Regions from separate parts of the Homo sapiens genome. Here region 1 is linked to region 2. Evidence: chromatin contacts called from ENCODE Hi-C or POLR2A ChIA-PET data. All regions are on one chromosome and are shown on one strand. The core of a region is the stretch at or near the end of the contact, and the rest is flanking DNA. Distances in the headings are between cores, read along the strand shown.

Region 1 (4,477 bases), core at 1,028-3,527, 220 kb after region 2:
TGCAGTGGTGTGATCTTGGCTCACTGCAACCTCTGACTCCCTGGTTCAAGCGATTCTCCTGCCTCAGCCTCCCAAGTAGCTGGGATTACAGGCACAAGCCACCACTCCCAGATAATTTTTGTATTTTTAGTAGAGATGGGGTTTCACCATGGTCTCTATCTCCTGACCTTGTGATCCACCCGCCTTGGCCTTCCAAAGTGCTGGGTCTACAGGCGTGAGCCACCACGCCCGGCCTCCTTTGTCTTATTTATCTGAGGGATCTGAATCAGGGTAGGAAAGAGGAGTCCTATTGACTAAGCCTTCTCAGAGACCTTACATAGATGTACCCACCACCCCTCCCAGGGAGCACCAACCTCTAAGGCTCCCAGAGATGACCTGGACACCTGTCTATGACTTCCAGGTCACTGCTACGCCTCCCCCTAAACTTCCTATCTCTTTGCTTTTAATCCTTGCTGGAAGGTCTGACCCTTACTTTGATTCATTTATTTAATAATTAAGATTGGGAAGATTCTTTTCTCATAGGGTTTACCATTTTATGAGAGGACAATCACAAGAAAGAAGCACATTTTAAAAAAAAAAAAAGATGATTTCAGAGAGTGGTAAACACTATGAAAGTAAAATGAGGCAATTTGAGGCAATGTAATGGAGAATATCTGTGGGCAATTTTAGATTGGGTGGTCAGGAAATGGTATGTCAAAGGACGCCTGAATGACAGGAAGTCGCCATGTAAGCATCTGGAAGAAGGGCATTCTGGACAGAGGGAATAGCATCTGCAAAGGTTCTGAGGCAGGAAGGAGCTTGATATGTTTGAGAAGCAGAAATAAAAGATGTTCTGGCTGAAGCACCATGAAAGAAATGAGCATGACCCAGGGTGGAGTGAGAGAGGTTGGCAGGAAATAGATCACGAGGGGCCTTGTGGGCTGTGGTGAAGAGTGAGGGGTTTTGGTTGAAGTGGAAGGGGAAGCCATTGTTCACTTTCTTGACTAGAAGCTCCTGGAACTTTGGTGTTCTTGACCCTACACTATATTCCATCTACTTTGAACCTCTTCGTGACATATCAGGAAGAAACCTGGGTTTTTCCTGTGATAATTACTGTTCCCATGACAAGTCATCACTCCTGCCAAGTTTGTTCTTGTTTTGTTTTGATTTTTTAAAAATATAATAAAGAATTCATGCTTAACCCAAAGAAGTGAGTCACTAAGAGTAAAATATCAGGCAATTCTGAGGAAAAACCTTAGGGATCCCTTCAGATCTCCAGACTAGGCAACACCCTGCTTGGTGTGTGCATAATTCTAGACTCAGGGACAAGTACAGTAAAAATGGGAAGGAAGAGTAGAAAGAATGGGAGGTTGAGACAGGAGAATCGCTTGCACCTGGGAGGCGGAGGTTGCAGTGAGCCAAGATTGTACCACTGCACTCCGGCCTGGGTGACACAGCAAGACTCCATCTTAAAAAAAAAACACAAAAACTGCTGATTATCTCAGCAAAGAACGCAAAAAATTGGAAGCACATCTCCCAAAGAGAGAAAGAACTCATGCCACGCTCCTGGGGAAATCCCCTTCTTAACCAGTTTAACACTTTTTAAAGGCAGAGCTGAACAGAAAAAGGAGATAAATCATATTATCGAAGCAGTCTTACGGAGGTTTTGTTCAGAGTAGATGATGTTGGAGAACGTGGGTGGGGGGAAGATTCTCGTGCTCAGTTGAAATATATCCCATCCAAACTGAAAAACCCGGTTTTTTTTTTACTCTGTCCTGCCAAAACCCAGCTCCAGGCTGGTGGCTCCTCAGCGGTGACCAATGCCGGCACTGCAGGTGCACACAGAAAGGCACCCACGAGGAAGCGCCCGCACTCTAAAAGCAGCCAGAAATTGCCTTTGTGCCAGGCTAACCCTTATTGGCTATAGAACTCTTCAGATTCATCTGGAGATGAGGATGAGGGTTTTGTTTCTAGTAACTGAGTCTCCAACTAGGAAAAGGCTTCAGAGGTCATAGCCTGCCTATATGATAGGACAACTGGAATTTCTCCTGCTCCAGAATCATAAGGGTCTCAAATTCATAGATCTTTAGAAAACCTCAGTGAGGTGCCCTCTACTCTGCTCTAAGCTGCATACCTTCTAGAGTCACACACTTTCCAAATAGTTCTTGTGCAGCTGGAGGCAGAAGGTTTCAGTATTATTGGGAGCACTTCTTCCTTTGATCTGTGTGCCATGCTATCAGGAGCAGAAATCAGAAAGAAGCATTCTGATTTGCTACTCAGCCAAATGAGGAACCACTAAATCCCCTGGAAGGTCCCTGTCTCTCTTGAAGTGCCACAGGGACAGCTTGGCCCAGAGCCCAGCAGAGGAAGCTGGGAGCCTCTTCTTCTCTCGTTCAAGATCTCTATCTACAAATTGCAGTCTGAAACCTGCCATACAGAGATAGTGAGAGCTATAGACCTGGATAAGCCAGGTACCAGTGCAATCAAAAGTGAACAAAACTATTACAAAAAGCAAGTGAGGTATGCAGGGAAGAAGGAATGTCCCACGCTTGTTTGAGTTTAGTTCCTGTCTGAGCATGAAGCAGGATGGGGTTTCTGAAGTGCCTTCCTTCTCCTCCCCCTTTCTAAGTTCAATTCCTTTCAACTCAACAAACTTCTATTAAATGTCTGTAGTGTGCCAAGCTGACTCTAACATGGTCCCAGGCCTTGGAGAGCTTACGATGAGGTGGAAGAATCAGCTAGCAAGAACAGGGCTTAACAAACTCGGGTCCATTGACCTAATCCTGCCTGCTGCCTGTTTTTGCATGGCCTATAAACTAAAAATGATTGGCCGGGCACGGTGGCTCACGCCTGTAATCCCAGCACTTTGGGAGGCCAAGGCGGGTAGATTACGAGGTCAGGAGTTCAAGACCAACCTGGCCAAGATGGTGAAACCCCATCTCTACTAAAAATACAAAAATTAGCCAGGCCTGGTGCCAGGCACCTGTAGTCCCAGCTACTTGGGAGGCTGAGGCAGAGAACTGCTTGAACCTGGGAGGCGGAGGTTGCAGTGAGCCGAGATCGCACCACTGCCCTCCAGCCTGGGCGACAGAGCAAGACTCTGTCGCCAAAAAAAAAAAAAAAAATTCACTTTTTTTTTTTTTTTCTGAAATCAAAAGAGGAAGTATATGTTGTGGCATATGAATATGATATGAAAGTAAAATTTGAGTGTCCAATGCCCATGTTTCCCTATTGCCCACGACTGCTTTTGCCCTGAGTGGCTGAGTTGGTGCAACCAAGACCGTAAGGCCAGCAAAGCCTAAAATATTTACTACCTAGCCATTGACAGAAAAAGTCTTCTGACTCCTGAGCGAGAATTATGTCCTCAGCAGCTTTTGCACAAAAGATAGTACTATAAGGTCATTTCCAAAGTTAAGAAAAATTCAATGTTACCCAAGCATTCTTGTGTATACTATTATGTATAACAAATTACTTAATGACCTGGCTTAATTGCTTCTCTGTTTTGTAGATTGGGAGTGGGCTGGTACAGTACAGCAGAAGGTACTGGAGATAAGGGTCACGGGTGATACTCATATTCGGACTGCCCAGGTTCAAATCCAAGCCCCACCGGTAACGAAAGCATGACCTTAGCCAACGTGCTTCACTTCACTCTGCTTCAGTTTCATGATCTATAAGTTTGACATAATAAACAATCTACCTAATACAGTTTTCCTAAAGATTATTTCATTAAAAAGGTATAAAGCACCTAAAACAGTGCCTGACACACAGGAAGTATTAGCCATTATTATTATGAGAAACAGTGCATCTTCTGTGTTTCTTTAAAGCTTACTGTACTTACATACCATTGTTTAGTTATTAGTGATGCTGGCTAATATTTACTGTGCTTTTCCGATGAAGTTGGTTTGCTTGTTTGTTTTAAAACAATCCTTGGCAATCAGTGAAAGGAAACTTAACTAGTTGCAAAATCAAGGGGAAACCTCTCCAGGGAAAATCCATAACAAAGACATGACTTAACTTCATTTTCTACAATGTAGACACATACAGGGACCAGCGAAGAGCTAACCGAACAAGATAAGCAGGATGTGTTTTTCTGTCTAACATTAAAGAAGTTTCTTTATGGCAGCTAAATACAGAGCAGAGAATTCAAAAAGTTAAAGGGAGAAATTTAAAAAACAACTGCACATTAACTTTTATAAACAACCACAATAGAATAGAAAAGCTAGTGATTGGCTATTCAAAATAGAATGCAGACCCCTCCAGTAGGTGAAAATGTTATTCAGAACTGTTCAACAACTTTGAAGTTAAGTACCAAGATACTTAATACTACCCATGTATTATATTATTTTGAACTCTGATCTAATTTCAAACAAGTAGAAATGGGAGAGTAATTTAAATGGGTGCTGTGAACCTAATAAAGAACATTTTTGTAGAAGATGCACTAAAAAGCAGACCTCAAACAGTATGGCCACTTTTTAAAGTTATCTTCACCTATAGGAAA
Region 2 (4,557 bases), core at 1,385-3,884:
CTTAAGATCCTGAATTCTGCAATATTCTGCAATATTTGGCAATTACATCTTTTAGCTCTTCTCTAGGGGAAACATACGAGGGAAACAGGGCCTTGGAAAATATAAAATCTGAACTAATTCTCACCTAAGGTATCATGGCAAGTGCCTGAGTCCTCTGTGCATTGCAACAAAATAGACACTATTTTGTGTGGAAGAAAAGCAAGAGAGAGATGTGAACTCAGTGGGTGATTAGCCTGTCCCTGAGGAATCCCTCACTAGCTCTCCCCTAGCTTCTCTCAGCTGCATTGCCAGTACCCAGGCAGCCTGCAGATTCAACCCTCCCTCCCCACAACAGGTTCAGCAAACCATTGCAACAAGGAGCCCCAAGGCAGAATGGATGGCTACTGCGGCCACTGCCCCAGTGCTGGGGCCTGCCTTCTGCAGGCTCACCACAGCGTGACGCATCTCCAATCACCCCCCACACCTGGGGTTCCATCTCTGTCAGTGGCATCACCAGCCACTCTAACTCTGGAATCCAAATCGCCATCATCTTGGTCTCTTCTGCTCTGGTCCCTGACATTTATTCAGTTACCAGATTGCATCTACTCCATTGTTCTCTGGGTTAAAATCCCCATCCCACCACTTATTTTCTGTATGACCTTGGATAAACCACCTAACCTCTCTCTCAGTTTCCTCCTCTACAATATGGAACAATCATAGCAATCTCCTCATGAGGTTGTCAGGAGGATTAAATGAGATTAAACATGAAAATCTCCTACCACAGGCCCTGGCACATGGCAGATGACTTTTCCCCTACCCCCAAGCCTTTTAGCCCCTTCCTGTCCATTCCCACCAGCCCTGTTCAACCCCTCATGGTGACTGCAATGGGCTTCTTCCCAGGTTCTCTTCCCACAGCTTCCTCCACTGCAGTACATCCCATACCCAGGTGCAGATGACATGTTCTTCTGAACCCAGCTCCAGGAACAACACTTCCCTTCTTAGAAACCATCAAAATATCCCTAGGCTTAATAATGAAGTTTCTAGACTCGTAACACTCCAAGCCTCTGCCATCTCTCCCAGGCAGCACTCCTCACCGGATTGTCCACTACATTACTCCTTGCTCCTCAGGTACAACCCACCTTCACGGCTTTGCTCAGCCGTCCTTCCCCAAGATGCCCAGACCCAGCCTCCTATTCAAGGCCCGGCCTCAGTGCCACATCCAGGACGCCCTCTGCGAGTCACTCCTTCCAGAAGTAACCTCCCTCCTCCAAACTCCCTCTACACACTTTATAGTATAGAACCGAGAGGTGACAGGACCTCGGAAGCCGTACCTGAAGCCTCTCACTTATAGAACCGAGAGGTGACAGGACCTCGGAAGCCATACCTGAAGCCTCTCACTTATCACTTAAAAACTGCGCATGAAGTAGCTCTTATGGGCAAATACTAAACCATGAGGTTGTACATATTCATTTCACCTGAAAAGGGGCATGAACTCTGGACCCTTCAACAAAAATGCTGATTCCACGTGGAGCAAACTGCTCTGATTTCATATCCCTATGCCCACATCCTTGATAAAAAGACTCTTCGGTACATGCTGCTTTCTTCCAGAGACAAGGAACCCATCACCTCATGAGTTAGGTTCTTCCTCCTGACCCTCTGACCACCCTGGGGACTCCCACGGATTGGCTCTTTCTGTCCTCTTGAGTCACACAGAACGAATTCCTTTGAGACTCCTGGTGTCCTCCACAGAGCCAAACAGGGCAGGTTCCTAAGCACACTGTGTAAACAGATAAATGAACTCAGAGGGCTTTCCCACGTGGCAGGGTACATTCGCTGCATCCCGTGCATGCATGGGTGCACAGACACACACTCGCACACACACGGACACACACACACACACACGGACACACACACACAGACACACACACACACGGACACACACACACACGGACAGAGTCAGCACAACGCCTCTGAGCCACACAGCCAGGCCAGCACACGCGGGGGCCAGGGCGGAAGCCAAGCCCCAGCAGCCGCCCACTTCCTGACCTCCTTCCTTTGCTCTGGGAGGTTCTCTCTCTGTGTCTTTCTGACTGTCTGTCTCGGTTCTTTGTTTCTCGGCATGGCAACAGTTGTGGATGCTGCCTGCGTGGCCAGGGCTCCTAGTAGCACTGACCTGCAAGGTAGGAGTTTTGGTTCTTAGACTTGAGACCTTGGGCAAGTCACTTTACCATTCTGAGCCTCAGTTTCCTCATCTGTGAAATGAAGAGGCTGGATGAGGCTGGAGGGTTCCTAAGGTCCTTTCCTGACCAAAACCCTAGTGCTTCTCGGCTCTCCTCCAGTCCCGTTACCGAGTGACAGGGAGGGGAGCAAGGGCCAGGCCAGGCCTGGGGGTGGCAGGGGAGCCAGCTGTTCCCCCCCAAGGGCACACAGCCTCCATCCAGGCCCTCTGCGAGTTCCATGTGCGGCAGACACGCGCTCACACTTCGCAGCCGGAGGAGCAGGCAGGAAGCGCCGCCCCCCGGCCGCCCCGGCCGCCCACCCTCAACCTTCCTCCACGTTACCTTGGGCGTGTAGGCTTCCCGTGGACCTGCCCGCGCCGCCCGCTCGGCTCTCAGCTGTCAAGCAGCCGCCTGCTCCGCCCGACTCTTTCCGCTCCGAGCCGCGCGGGCTGGACCAGCCCCTCAGCGGAGCTGAACGGGAAGCGGCGCCCCCTGGACGCCCTCCGGGACGTGCGCGCGCCAAGCGGTGGGGTCCGGGCCTGCAGGCGCGACCTGAGGCCGCCAGGGAGGCTGGGTGGCGAGGGCGGGGCGGCTGCCGACTTAGCCGGCCTGACTGGTCGGGCTTCCGGGGTCCCGCTGCTCCCTAGGCCCCTTGCCCCGATTCAGGCTCCCAAGGTGGGGCATCAGTCCGGCCCTCGCTGGCTCACTGGAGAGGTGGTGTCTGGGAGTGCACCCCCGAAAACCCGGCAGCAGCCCGGCGTCACTCCGGCTGTTACCTCTGGGAGCAGAAACTAAAGGGGATCCTTATTCTTTATACTTTTCTGACTCTTCTATATATTCTACTGTGGGCATGAATCGTTAAAAACAAAACAAAACACCAAAAACCCAATACGTATTTGTTAATAAAGCACTGAGTAAATCTTCAAAGGCCTCCCGAGGTGCTCCGGCTGCAGGATAACCCCTCAGCTTAGCGCACAAGGCAAGGCCCACCCTGCCCTCTCCGGCCACAACCTAATTTTCCAGCCTCACCCTCTCTCCCTCACACACACACAACACTTTCGCTCTGGACACACTAGCTGTTGCCAAACACCAGCTGTTCTTCATGGCTGCTGGGAGTTCTTCTTTTTGCCTGGAACACCCTCCCCTTTCATCTCTGCCTGTTGAAATCCTACTCATCCATCCAGGCCCCTCTGAAATGTCACCTTTTTGGAGAACCCTTCCCCAGACACTGCCCCTGCAGAGTGCCCCAGTTCTTTCCTGGCAAGCCCATCTTTCTGGTACTGGTTTATGTAGTAGCATCCCCCTCTCACACGCGCTAAGTCCTATTCCAAGGTGGAGAGAAACAAATTAGCACTTACTGAGCAGCTGTTATAAATTACTCTGTGGAGTCCTTTCTTCTCCTTGCAGCCCAGCCAGCCACTAGCCCACAACCTCCCTCCACCCTGCCAGAGTTTCAGAAGGCTGTCAGGGGCTCTGAGGCCTGCCCTCTGGTGTGTCCCTACTGCGTGCCTTGGCTTTTCTGGCTCTGTCCTGGGTATGCTTCCCTGTGTCAACTCCCAAGGTCTGCAAGCTGGTGGCTTGACCTTCTCTCAGCCTTATGTGAGGAAAGAAGGACATTTCATTATCAGAATCTGAGAAGTGGAAGGGGCCTCAGAGATTATCCAGTGTAAAGCCTGCCCACCCATTTTACAGAGCAGAAAACTGTGACCAGAGAGATAAGGTCAGAGGCATCGGAGGTACCTACCATTGTTATTGTTGTTTTTAATAGTGTTAATACTTGCACGTTTAGATCGCCTTTCACTTCTAAATCAATGCGTTGTCATTCATTTGCCCCTTACAGTCTCAGAGGTATTACAGTGGTTAGTGCACAGACTCTGGAGGCCAAAGCCCTGGGTTTGAATCTCAGTGCTCCAACTTGCCAGCTACGTCCTTGGCAAGTTACTGGAACTTTCTCCATCAGTACAATGTGGATAGTAACAGCTCCTGCATCATGGGGTGTTCTATGAATCGAAATAAATGTGTATCTTTAAAGGGCTTAGAATAGTAGTAGGTTCATTAAAAATGCCAAATGTATTTGCTCTTATCAAATTTTTGTTATTGTTAATTGTATCACTTCACAGTTGGAATAACAGAGGCTCAGAAAGGCTGAGACTCATCCAAAAAATTGCTGCTTTGAGGATGGTTTCTCACCAAACTCCATGCAGTCATCTTTGTCTCTGATGCCATTCTGCTTCCTGTTCCCTTGTGTCTGAGTCTAACCACCTATTTAATAGGGAAGAAAAGCAACTGTCCTTTAGCCCACCTCAGAACACCTAGACATTTCATGTTGCAAACATTAACCACATCTTCTGGCTTCTAT

What was found. Hi-C counts contacts between places; a loop is a spot of excess contacts on that map. ChIA-PET counts read pairs that join two places held with the same protein, here RNA polymerase II (POLR2A). Pooled maps may share reads with other maps.
Region 1: a loop to region 2 is called in a map of CD8-positive, alpha-beta T cell, with 25 times the contacts of the local background. The contact joins the enhancer-like site here to the promoter of CRACR2A in region 2. A Hi-C loop is called at or near these places in 3 of 168 maps with a recorded cell type or tissue (CD4-positive, alpha-beta T cell, CD8-positive, alpha-beta T cell and naive thymus-derived CD4-positive, alpha-beta T cell) and 4 of 50 pooled maps. POLR2A ChIA-PET finds 5 or more read pairs at or near these places in 1 of 52 experiments (activated CD4-positive, alpha-beta T cell).

The regions. Positions count from the first base shown.
Region 1 is chr12:3,971,899-3,976,375 of GRCh38, forward strand. No RefSeq gene overlaps it. Among named protein-coding and RNA genes, the nearest start is that of LINC03141, 38 kb to the right of the region's middle. Within about 2 kb of position 2,278, at least 4 of the 41 ENCODE cell types and tissues checked have a DNase peak (open chromatin) inside an H3K27ac peak, as active enhancers do; they include CD4-positive, alpha-beta T cell and CD8-positive, alpha-beta T cell, where a contact is called at or near this core.
Region 2 is chr12:3,750,475-3,755,031 of GRCh38, forward strand. It overlaps CRACR2A (calcium release activated channel regulator 2A), which reads right to left and starts at 2,635. Exons shown (of 20, transcript NM_001144958.2): 1 at 2,541-2,635. RefSeq lists a silencer at 2,370-2,869.